Linked DNA regions of Homo sapiens: all the other regions are linked to region 1. A link is a contact called in ENCODE Hi-C or POLR2A ChIA-PET data. All regions are on one chromosome and are shown on one strand. Each heading gives the region's core, a stretch centred on a gene start or an enhancer-like site at or near the end of the contact. The rest is flanking DNA. Distances are from core to core; before and after follow the strand shown. Region 1 overlaps SETBP1 (SET binding protein 1). Region 2 overlaps LOC105372091 (a long non-coding RNA gene). Region 3 overlaps SETBP1 (SET binding protein 1).

The links. Hi-C counts contacts between places; a loop is a spot of excess contacts on that map. ChIA-PET counts read pairs that join two places held with the same protein, here RNA polymerase II (POLR2A). Pooled maps may share reads with other maps.
Region 2: POLR2A ChIA-PET joins it to region 1 with 12 read pairs in PC-3. The contact joins two enhancer-like sites. A Hi-C loop is called at or near these places in 1 of 168 maps with a recorded cell type or tissue (GM12878), 9 of 37 single-sample maps with no recorded cell type and 2 of 50 pooled maps. POLR2A ChIA-PET finds 5 or more read pairs at or near these places in 1 of 52 experiments (PC-3).
Region 3: a loop to region 1 is called in a pooled map, with 1.8 times the contacts of the local background. The contact joins two enhancer-like sites. A Hi-C loop is called at or near these places in 1 of 37 single-sample maps with no recorded cell type and 2 of 50 pooled maps. POLR2A ChIA-PET finds 5 or more read pairs at or near these places in 4 of 52 experiments (BJ, T-cell, activated CD4-positive, alpha-beta T cell and 1 more).

The regions. Positions count from the first base shown.
Region 1 is chr18:44,922,646-44,926,554 of GRCh38, forward strand. All of the region lies in intron 3 of SETBP1 (SET binding protein 1), which reads left to right. Among named protein-coding and RNA genes, the nearest start is that of MIR4319, 46 kb to the right of the region's middle. Within about 2 kb of position 2,308, at least 2 of the 41 ENCODE cell types and tissues checked have a DNase peak (open chromatin) inside an H3K27ac peak, as active enhancers do.
Region 2 is chr18:45,103,852-45,107,744 of GRCh38, forward strand. All of the region lies in intron 3 of LOC105372091 (a long non-coding RNA gene), which reads right to left. Among named protein-coding and RNA genes, the nearest start is that of MIR4319, 140 kb to the left of the region's middle. Within about 2 kb of position 2,605, at least 4 of the 41 ENCODE cell types and tissues checked have a DNase peak (open chromatin) inside an H3K27ac peak, as active enhancers do.
Region 3 is chr18:44,731,846-44,736,351 of GRCh38, forward strand. The region is part of intron 2 of SETBP1 (SET binding protein 1); the gene reads left to right. Among named protein-coding and RNA genes, the nearest start is that of SETBP1, 53 kb to the left of the region's middle. RefSeq lists an enhancer at 1,368-2,567. Within about 2 kb of position 1,711, at least 11 of the 41 ENCODE cell types and tissues checked have a DNase peak (open chromatin) inside an H3K27ac peak, as active enhancers do.

The sequences.
Region 1 (3,909 bases), core at 1,058-3,557:
CTGTTGAGAGGACAAAGGCCCCATTTTAATGACAGAGTTTTTCTTGCCTAGCTGAAGTGATCACTAGTGAGCAGACACACAGCATTGCTAACCTCTCATCTCTGGGTGAAGTGTCTCTCTCCTTTCAAGCTAAAGGGGCACAGCATCTGTAGCAAGGAAATCTAATTACATGGCGCAGGTTCTAACTTAAGATGGTGTCAGTTGTAGAATGCTGGAGAAGCAGAAGCATTATGATAGGCACTTACAGAGACCACTGTATCCTCCAAGGGATGAGAAGAAGAGTGTCAGGGACCACTCTGGGAGATAACTAACACAGAGCTCAGAGATTCCACAGGTTGGTTCTCAAACCATGGATTAACCTAGCCTTGAAAAGAGCCGCTTGGCTAATTGCATCTGCCAGCTGCCATGTTGGTTACTACGTTGCAAAGAAGGATGGTGTCATGATATTACAGATCTCTAGAATAGCAGTACTGACAGCTTCAGGGATCACCTCATCTGACCATATGGTTTTATATTTGAGGAAACATAGAGAGATGAAGTGACTCACTGAGGGTCAAAAAAATATGACCTTCTGGGCATTTGAAGAACATGGAACTTCCCTTGCATAAAAGGTGTGAGTTTCATTCAGCTCAATTCCATTTGTGTAACTTTAACTCCTTTCCTCCTGAGCAACATGACTGAGTATTCCATAGGCAGGGGACAGAATTTCCATTTAACTAATGAACAAACTGAAGTCAGGGAGTTTAGACATGTCCAGAATCACCCAGAGATCTAACATTGTATTGCCTGGATAAGCAGGCAAGTCTCCTGATGTTGTTGAGTCTTTGTAGAGCATTGATTCACAAGCATTTGGCCATTTACTTGGGAAAAATTTGTCCTATGCCAGCCATGTTCTTTAAATTAATTATCTCCATGGCCAAGAGTATGCATTTATGAGCCAGCTGAAAAGTCAGGGTTATTCCATTTGGGGGAAAAATTAAGTAGAATTAAGCAGTTAATACACCACTGAGCATGGAAGCTTCAGCATTGAACATTAAACAGTTATCTTGATACACTTTGCTTCTCTTCCATCTATGGACATGATTGATTACTTAACCTCCCCTTATGACTGGTCAAAGCTTTGAGAATTGGTTGTTATGGAAAATGAGCTATGCAGTACATTGAAACCCACAACTTTCATAATATTCCTCCTGACAGTGCCCTAATGCTACCTGGAGGAGTGTGTGCAGTCTAGAAGACACAAGATAGCAGATGCCCATGAGAAAATGAGCCAGCATGGTGGTTGCTTAAGGGTAAAGAGAATGAGGTGTTGAGGTGCATTTGCAGAAGTCCCATGGCTGCCAGGGAGACCCACACTCCAGTCCGTTTTTTTTTCCTTCTCTTGCCAAATTTTCTGCTTTTCAGAAAAATCCCTACAGTCATCTTTTTATTTGGCTGTAGACAGACACAAACAGGAAAACATCAAGATGGCCCAGTTGTAGATGTGGGACCCTTGAGACTGTGGCTTCCGTTCAGCTTGCACTAAGAGGGCAACTGCCATCTAGTTAATAAATGATGCCAGGTTGGGGGTTAGGCACTTTTGTGATTCTAGTTCCCCAGGCTCCTGTCACTCTGTCCTTCCCTCTGATAAACAGGCTCTGGGATCAGTGAGTCAGATGTCATCCACAGCCTAGGGCTTGGTGTAGAGTCAGTGCAGGGGAGCTCTAGAAGAAATGGCTAGAGAGGGAAAATGACCTGTACTGTATTTAGAGCTTTGAAGAGTGAAGTTTTTACTCCATCTTTAATCCAAAATTAAGAATAGTTGCATTTTAGTATTTATAATGGTACAGCTGAGTAGAACTGTGTATACCCTTTATCATATTAGCCACTTTATTATTTATTATATTAATGGGGAAACTGAGGTTCAGAGGAACAGTGAATGCACTAGAAACCAGGTTTGTTAATATGCTTTTCCTACCATGCCCCCTGTGCTTTGAGTTGCCTTTGCATTCTAGGAGTCAAATTTGCTAATATGGCAGAGGATGGGTTTATTCAGAAGAAATCTAGAAATACACCATAGACCCTAGGGTTGTTTCCATGCCAACTCACCTGATTATTTAGTAACAAATAGACTCCCAAACCAAAGTACATTGCTCATCCCCCACCCTCAACCTTGGGGATAACTGATTAAGCTAGATACCCCATTAGCAAATCACCTCCTATGTGGCATCAAATGTGTTCCCAGATGGTTCAGAAGAGCATAGTCACTTTTCAAGATCAGGGAGAGCAGAGCAGGACGGCAGTTCAGGATAGGCGTGTCCAGCTTAGGCAGCCTCTCTCCATGTTCCAACCATGCTCTTTTTCCTTCTTGATCCTGTGTGAGTTTTTTTTTTTTTTTTTTTTTTTTTTTTCACGAGAATGAGCTAAATTTTCCAGGGCTCGTTTAATGGCTGGGAAAGTTGCTACAGTTCTGCCTGGATTTTTTTTTTTTTTTAAACCACAGCGCTCAAGCTGTTGGGTACATACCCATGAGGCAGTAACCATAAAGCTAAGAGACAACTAAATCTTAGTTCCATCTCCAAAAATGTATGTTTTTTTTTCACCCTGAAAATTCACACATAATAAAATACTTAAGAACCTCCTTTCATTTCCCCGTATAAATACAGGGCTGCAAGGGAAGGAGATTGGATCCAAGAAGAGAGGACAGGCTGTAGCCTGCACCAGAGCTGGGACCCACTCAACTCACAGACTCACTGCAGAAAAACCAGGCTGGATAGTCAGGCTACTTTTATGATGGGAGAAATGACTATTTTTATAGCACACTAAATAAAACCTGCTTTTGGAGCTAGAAGTTTACTGCCAGAATGGGGAGGGCTGTTGTTTTTGTTTTCTGTTCTCCTTCCTTTCTCCCAAACCCTCCTTTTCAGCTGAGACAGGAAAGGAAGGTAGTGAGTTTTCAGGAGTCCTTAGAAAGTCTGTAGAAATAATATGATTTTAAAGATTATACTAAACATTATCCTAATTTATCCCAGCATCTCATGCTGATTTTACAGGGAGTACATTCAGCATTCTTGCCTTTCCCAAATCATTAGAAGAGTTCTCTCAACCAAGCAATAACAAACAACAGCAATAACCTCCATTTATATAGTTTTTTTTGGTTTCCAAAATGTTTTCACATCCATTAGGACTTCAGGGCAACCTGGAGAAGCCGGGTGATCAATTCTTTATTATAGAAAGAAGGAGTGATACCCAGAGAGGTTAGGTTACTTGCCCAAGGTCATGCCACTAATTAAGAGGTGAGTGAAAAGTAAAAAGCAGATACATTAAATAAAGAGCAAATAAAATTAAGACCCTCAGCTGGGAAGGGGGAAGTTGTTGGGGACATTACAGTGAGGGTAAGGCAAGGCTGAGGCATGATTCTGAATGTAGATATTACATTTTATTTATTTTTATTTGTGTTTGAGAGGGGGGTCTCACTCTGTCACCCAGGCCAGAATGCAGTGGCATTGTCATAGCTCACTGCAGCCTTGAACTCTGGGTTCAAGTGATCGCCCCACCTTGGCTTCCAAAAGTGCTGAGATTACAGGTGTGAGCCACTGTTCCTGGCCGAAGTGTCGATATTATGGAAGGTGGTTTCTGTTGACCTGCAGCTGCAACATGCCTTTGTCTTAAAAGCCTTATGCCTGGTGCATAATTATCAAAGGCTGGGAGAAAAAAGGCCTAATACATCTAAAGCTTCCATAAGGCCACAGAAGAAAGCTTTTCCCTGCATGATTTTGTCTGATGGTTAGTGCTGCATCATCAGGAAGTGCCGCAGAAAGATGTTTCCCTGACTGGGGATGCAGTGTCCTCGTGGCATGACACAGTGGTCCCTCAGGGGCCCTCCCAGCTTCCTCGTGCCCCATCTCTTCTTGGATTCAGGGAATTTCT
Region 2 (3,893 bases), core at 1,355-3,854, 180 kb after region 1:
CAGGTAATGCTCCAGTGCTGGTGTCCAGGTTGTAGTAAGCTCTCAAAAGGTTTTGCCCCCTCACTACCTTGAACACCTGCCCAGATGCTCTGTAAATGCTCACTGAACTGAATCTAGTCACATGAAACTTCACAGTACATTTCTGTATCTCTTCCTTATTGAGGTGGCTGCTTGTGTCTTCATATCTTCAAGATGCATTTACTGCCAAAGAGCTTGGGAGGCCAACTCTTAGAGGCTCATTGCATTAGAATGAAAAAAGCACAAGAGGCTGATTGTCCCCCAAGGAGAAACAGGCAAGATACTGAAGGAAAGGGAGACTGCTGCTCTTCTAGGAGTTCAATGAGAAACAGTCATTAGAGCCACAGCCTGCTGTGCAGAAAACAGGCTGTAGTGAGAGAGCATTTTGGATTCACTGACCCGAAGTTCATGCTTCCTGTCTATCTGCTGCATTCTTATATTACCTTAACAAATGTCAGCCTAGCTGTTGAAGGTACAAATGGTACACTGCAAAGAATGCACTGAACATGTTTTGAGCTCAATGTTGATGCCTCCAAAAGGGCAGGGTGGGAAGGAAATGACCAGGGCCAAAGAGGCTAAAGGGTGCCCTGTTGCAAATTGGCCAATTGAGAGTTGTTTGCTGGGACATGCATTCTGGTGCACGCTGGTGGTGCACTGGTAGTCTGTATAGCTCCTGTTGCGTCTAGTCCATGAGCTCTTTAGCCCAAATGCACTCAGATGCTCACAACAGGCTTTTAAATAGCACTTGCTGGATGAATGGCAAGTGTGTCTTTGCAGTCTCCTGCAGGATTAATTAGCAGTTTCCTGGACTTTGGTAGGATGTCCTTAATGCTCAGCAACAATCCAGCACAAATCAAAAACCTGTGTAATGGTCATTACCGTTAGAACTCAATACCAGGAATCCTCACCTTTTGTTATGAACTATTTAACTCCCTCTGCCTCTAAGAAAAAGCACATTTTTGAAATTAAAGCTGCATTTACACCCTTAGAGAAAGGTGTTTTGTTTTAGCTTGAATACTGAAAACTACTCAGTCCCTCAGGCTAATGTGAACATGATCCCCTTGTTAGTCTTTTGCTTTTCCCATGTAATACAAATGTCAAAGTCCTCAATACCAATACAAATTCCCTGCTCTTGAAAAAGACTGGTAAAAAAGGATAAAGATGTGGATGAAGAAGAGGATCTGGCCTCTCCAGGGGGACTAAGCAGAATTCATAAGAATGCCAAACTTTTCAACTGAGGCTTTAATCATTATCCATCCATCCACCCATGCATTTAACATCTATGGGACATCTACTATGCCAGAAACTGTGCTTTGGATAAAGGATGAAGAAACCACAGCCTGTGTCTTCAAGCTTCTAGTTATGAGCATCCACCAAGAAGTTACCATAGGTGATCTTGTCAGATGGCAAGAAGCCATCTGAATTCAGAGCAAGGAATTAGGGATGAAACCAGAGAAGGCCTGAGTAGTCATGGATACAAGAACATCTATCTCCCTCAATACTTTTGTGAAATTACCAGTTTTCTGAGTCTTTTCCCTTTACTTGTAATAACACTAGTCAAAGGTTGATTGCCTGATTTATTCCTTTTGGTTCCTTCCTCTGAAGGTAAGGATTCTGCTTAAGGAATGTCTAGCAATTAGTAAATACCTACAGCATAGGACTCATGTCTTCTAGAATGCCAAGCTTATTGCTAAATACATGTATAACTAATAGGTGCCTGTCTGGCCTGTTGTAGCTTTGGTATAATCTTCACTAGGTTCCATGAATACTGAGTAAGAACAGGACACTGGCAAAAATGGCAGTCATTTCTTTACTGCTGTTTCTTCTTCATTCACACCACCTTCTAGAGAACCTCCTCTTTGAAATGTAACCCCAAGTACCAGAAGCTCCCCAAGCCATGCCATGGCTAACTACACCAGATGAAGCTCAGGAAATCCATGTCTCTTTTCAGAATTAAAAAGGAACTCCTAGATTAAGTAGATTAAATTAATGAGTGTCAGTGCTTTAACTAGAAACCTATATAGATTCAAAGGGTGTGGCCACTTTTGGGTACTGCTCTGATTTACGTGATGAGTGCACGAGTAGAGAAGCTCATCTGTGACAGAAAAATGAAGCAGAGATGAGAAATTCTTAGTATCTCCCAACTCTGCAGGTCCTATGATACCCCATTATGTAGCCATTGGGTTCTATGAGTTATATATTTACATGTATAACTTCTTTCTAATATTTAAACTAGTTTGAATAGACTTTTAGTGCTCATAACCAAAGGATAGCTGACTAAGGAGAATAAAGGTCTAGGTTCTTACTAGGAATTTATCAGGATAAAAGGCTAGATACAGAAGGAATATGGACTGTGGAGGTCAGAAAGCACCAGTCTGTGATAATCCAATAATCTTACAGAAATAGGAGAAGAAAGATATCAAACCAACATCAACTTTTGCCTGTTTTAGATTAAAAAAAAATCTGAAGCATTTGGTCTGTTTCTGCTTTCCTGATGATCTATCTGATGTGAAAATCTTGCATTGTCTTTATCTACAGCTGTTCCAGCTAGTTGGTATGGAGACATTGTGGCTTTACCACTGCAGCAGCACTGCCCAGTAGAACTTCCTGTGATGACAAAAATGTTCTATATCTGTCCAACACAAAAGCCACAAGTCACATGTGGCTGTGGAGCACTTGCAATGTGACTAGTGTGACTAAGAAACTGAAAATTTAATTTATTTTTAATTAACATAAATGTAAATAGAAAGAGTCACATGTGGCACTCTCGTAGCTACTGTATTGGCTAGAGTGGCTCTAGTATATGCTGCCAAATCCCACAACTGTTATCTCAGTGCTACAACCCACTTCAACAGCCGCCCAGCAGTTCCTCTCTTCTCTCTGTTGTTTCATTATATGGCCAGTCTTCACAAAGCTATGGGAGAGATCTTCAAAAATACAAATCAGCTTAGGAAACCCTCCTGTTGATATCCCTCCTGTGATTTATCTTTACATTTGTAATAAAATCTAAACTTCTCCTGCAGCCTGAAGGTCCTACCTGATCTGACGCTTGCCTACCTATTTCGCTGTATCTTCTTCCAATCCTCCTACCACTCTGTCCCATATTCACCACACTCCAGCCTCACTGGCCTTCCTTCTGTGCCCTGGACACACAAAGGACACCATCAGCTCAGGACTTTGATTTCGTCTCTTTTAAACTTAGAATATTTTCTCCCAGATCTCGCTGTAGCTGGCTGTTCCTTGTCATTTAGATCTCAGTTTGTGTATCAGTTTCTAAGATAATTCTTTCCTGGCCACCCTGCCTAAAGCAGCTTCCACAATGGGTCCTTCTTCTTAAAATGTATTTATTTTCGTTCTGTTTCATTTTCTTCATAGGACTTAGCACTTTCTGAAATCATCTCATGTATATCTATCATATTATATCATATTATATCTTTATCCACTTACCCATCTACTCATCTATATTCATCCATCCATCCATCCATCCGTCTTCTAGTGCTCATAACCAAAGGATAGCTGACTAACATAAGGAGAATAAAGGTCTAGATTCTTATTTTTTATCATCCATCTTATCTTTTACCATCTACCTTTTACCTCTGTATCCCTTCACAAAAAGGTAAGCCCATAACAAAAGAGGATTGGTTTGACTTAGTCACTATTGTAGCCTAAGAGCCTGGAACACTGCCTGGAATGCAGTAAGTGCGCAACAAATATTTTCTGATAGATAGACTGACTCACTGAATAACTACTTATTCATAGTTTGGAACCCTTGGCTGAGGCTCTTGCAAGGACTCCTTCTCACACAGCACTGGATCCACCAGAAAGGTACTGATATGTCAAAAACTGAGCTCTGACCTTTCCCCAAAAACTGACTC
Region 3 (4,506 bases), core at 461-2,960, 190 kb before region 1:
ATACAATATTCTCAATATTCTGTGTCTGTTCAGAGTAGACTCTCCCTAAGAAGCATCATAGTAATTCTGATTGTTTGCCCTGATAAGAATCAGGATTTCCATAGCATCTGGCTGAACCTGTTTTTCTCTTCCTAATGCCTTGTTTGATCCCATTTTTCTTTATTATGAAATACCCAGTGGCTGGTGTGTGTGAGGTGCATGTTCTCAGTTTTTGTGTTGAGGCTGTCTAGTTCTATTTGATGAGCAATGTGTCTGTGTGAGTATGCAAATATGCTGGACTCTTTGCATGAAGGATTTAAAATAGAAGCTGACCTAAGAAAGTTGATTACCACTCAGATAGACGATCACATACCCTCGTTATGAGTCCTGAATTGGTTGAACTTTGTGACTAAATATGATATTCTTGGAATTTAGCTTACTGCTCCTTGAAGCTGAGCAGGGCTATGCAATTGTATTTTCTTTAACATGCTACGACTTGACTGCAGACGCCCTAAACCCCTGATGTCTTCTGCATGTACGATCAAAAATTCCTAGCTCCGGGAACTTGCTGTGCTGAGCAGACATCCAGTAAAGGAGGAAACCCAAAGCCTGTGTCCCGACGGATATATAAGTGAAGACGTTAGTCAAAACAAGACGTTAGTGCTATTTCTCACCCTTGCAATGGACAGGAGCAGCCATATTGTATGTTGCATTTATTTAGACCCTTCTGCCGAGAATAAGTGCTCTGTAAACATGCCCTATTTAGCCCTCAATGCATATACTGCTGCCTTTCTGAGGTCTTGAAGTCAATGAAATAAATTACTCTAAAAAGAAGTGCTATGCAGCCCCTTAGAACAGTAAACAAGAACAGTTCAGGTCTTTTCAGGAACCTGAAGCCAAGGGATGGTTTGTTTTTTTGGTCTCCAGGAAGAACCAGTACAGAAGGAGGTATTGACCTCGCTACTTTGGCTGGCACCCACCAGGTCCCTTCCTGGCGCTCACATTCCCCAAGTGTGTAACTCAACACCTGTCCTTCTGCGGCAAACAGAGCTTACAGTGATGGCTGAGCCCCTCCTGCCCTGGCCCTACCGGCAGCTCGCACCTTTCACTTAGGATTTCAAACTCTCAAAAACCAGAGTCAGAGAATAAATTCTCCCTCAGGATTCTGGTTTGGGCCAGGAAAAAAAAAATAATCAGAAAAACAACTCCCACAAGAAGTCCTGGGATCAGCACAGCAATCTCTTTCTAGCTCCAGACCTAGATGAGGGAAGGTGTAGGGATCTTAGAGACCTCTAAATCTCACAAGTGGCTCCCTCTGAACCAGAGAGGGGCATGTGGTCTGAGTGATGTCCTCTTTTACTGTTTGAATGCCAGCTCATCTGAGCTACACAACACCCCCTGTTATTTCTGTCTGACATGGCCAAGCTGAATCTCTGGTAAGTAAATAATTAATTTGGAAGTTGGGGATGTCAGTGGAAAAGTCGGCTCTGACGGCTCAAATAACAAGCCCCAAATGTGATAGCCACTCTCTGGCCCTTTGAGAGACGACCTGTCGGTTCTATTAGATCTGGACAGTCCTGTCTTCCGGCCTGTCTCTCCACATTAAAGTCAAGGAACTGTATCTCTCCATCTTTGGATCACATCTCTGTCCCCAAATGCTTGTGCACACTGTGGAGTCTGGTGTTTTCTTTCCTAACTCCACCAGGCCCATGCAAGTCCACATGACTCATGAGAAGAGATGAGTCGCAGCTCCAGTATCCCTGTGGGTTTGGGGAGGGGTCAGGCTGTGAATAAACCACTACGTGGCTGATTTTACATCCTTCTCTTTCACCACAAAAACCTCAATTTCCCTTTTTGTGGAAAACAAAAACCCTCTTTCAGTGTTCCATCAAGGGGACTGTGGCCTTTGAATTGCACGGTGTCCCTGAGAAATTTTAAAGATTAATCAGCTTTTTTGGGGAGTGGCTGGGAGAGGCCCTATTCCTGTCCATTAGGGAGTAGCAGGTCTCCCCTTCTGTTCCTTCTGACCAGGCTGCCATCTTCATGTGTAGATGAGGAAATTGATCAGCCTATGAATGATTTGCAAATCCACAGATGTGTGGCTGAGACCCTGAGGGCATTCATCACAGGATCTGCCCGGTCCAAAAGTTCCCTTCTCCCATCACAATTCAGGGCCTTCACAGAGCTGGGGGAGTGAGTAATGATGGGGGCAAAAGTCACACACTGAAGCAAATGAGGACAAGCCCTGAAAATCAGACCCTGTTGAGGCCTGGTCCAGGGGCTTTCTAGTACACTAGTTGAGATCATTTCTAAAAGGAAATAACAGAATAAAATCTCAGATAGGCAGTATAAGAATTTGTAAATGGTAAATGTGCTATAAGGGTGAGTAAGATGCATTGCTTATTGCTTGAGAGGATTTCTTTGCCCTTCAGTGTATCTGGATTTGTCATTCATGAGCTATTAATTAAATTCGTACTCTCTGCTAGTATTCGTTTCTTCCCTGGGCCTTCCTGAAGACTGCATGTGTGTCCTAGCTGTCTGCTATTCCAGCTCTCCTGTATATTCTGGGAGTGTGTATGAATCAACTTAGGCCCTTGTTAATACCATTGTTCTTGCAAGACATAAAAAGAAAGTGAAAAAATTTAGTTTGACATTCTAGGATCTTCCCATTTCACCTGAAATGTTATTTAAAGACTTATCTCTTACCAGTTTCTGACTTCCGTGAATTCCCTGACCACACTTCCAATTCCCACTTCCATACTTCTGTTTACATTGCTCTGACCTTAAATGTCTCCTCTCTCTCCCTATCTAGTCAATACTTACCTCTCCTTGAAGAATCCCCTTCCTTCCTGGTGTCCTCAGCTCATGCCTTCCTTACCTCTAAACTTCTAGAGCACCTCTCCGCAGTAACAGTCATTTCCTGGCAAAATGTGTCCCTCCATTGTTACGTTTCTTCTTTTGGACTATTTAAAATTCACTTATTTTATTACATTTTATGTTGCTTTCTCTTATTTAGGTTAGAAATTATCTTGGGGATAAAGGGTTTAATTTATTGGCATTTCCCACAGCATATCACATAGGAAGTACTCAATAAATACAAATTGACTCTATATGATTAAGTTTTAGACAATATCGAAGTGTGTTATGTTCCATTTCTACTCCTAAGGAGTTTTGCTATCCAGTAAGAAGAGAGTTATTTATAAGTCTACATAGAATTCTACTTAGAGATATTCACTAATATAATATTGTAAAGTTGGAAAGCCACACCTCAATGATGTTTCTCAATATTCATTAATCCCAAGAAAGAGTGTTGGTATAGATGCAGAGGATTTAGTCCATGTTGCTAAATCCTGTTGAAAATGTGCTTGAAGATTCATCTGTGGTCATGTGTGCTGAAATCAATTGAGGATACAGACCCAGCTTGGCTCTGCATTAGGAGGCAGGAGACCTGAATTTTAGTTCTTCTTTTTTCAGTTGCTGGCAGTTTAGCCTTGGGTAAGTCACATAATTTCCTGGGCTCAGCTGTTTCTTCCTTACAACTAAGGTTGCATCAATTGCTTGTAGTTAGAGATCTGAACCAGATGATCTATTAAATTTCCTTTCTATCTCTAGGTTCTTTGATTCTATTATTTAATGAGACTAATTCTGCTTGCCATTGCACAATACATTTTAGCAAATAAAAGTTCAACTGAACAGACATGATAGTAACAAACACCCAAACATCTGCAAGACTAAACATTAAGAAGAGAGACAGACAATGGCTTAGGCGGGGGTACCTATGATAGGTGCTCCAGGGCACAGGGAGGGTCAGATGCTGGAGTGGCCCAGTCTTCCTGGGATAAAAATGAAAAGGATCAGGAACACTTTTAGAAAAGATTCTAGATCAAAACTGTAAGGATGCATTCCCCTTCCTGTCTCACCTACGCCTACTAGTAGTCCATGACTTAACACAAGTTCTGCCAGGGACAGAATGGTATAAGATATTTCTTACCTGCTGCTCTCGTGTTCAAGGAAACTCATCAGAAAGATGCTCCAGGTTGGCTTCTGGTGAGTCCTTTTTCATAAAACATCTGGGCAGTTTCAGCCTGAGGAACATATACTGCTATCTTCAGCTGCTGTGGTGGGAGGGAAAGATAACATTTTGTGGGGCTTGTTTTAGTCACTATCAGCTGCTGCTGCCTTAGAATCATGAAGAACATTTTTACCTCCAAATGCAGGTCACTCTACTGGTCTTTTGGAATAGCCACAAAGGGAAATGCCATATCATTAAGAAGGTCAGGCTGGGCATAGTGGCTCATGCCTGTAATCCCAGCACTTTGGGAGGCCAAGGCAGGAGAATCGCTTGAACCCAGGAGGTTGAGACCAGCCTGGGCAACATAGAGAGATCCCTTCTCTATAAAAAAAGTTAGTCAGGCATGGTGGTGCACGTCTGTCATCCCAGCTACTCAGGATGCTGAGGAAGAAGGATCATTTGAGCCTGGGAGGTCGAGGCTGCAGCAAGTCATGATTGCATACTACTGCACTCTA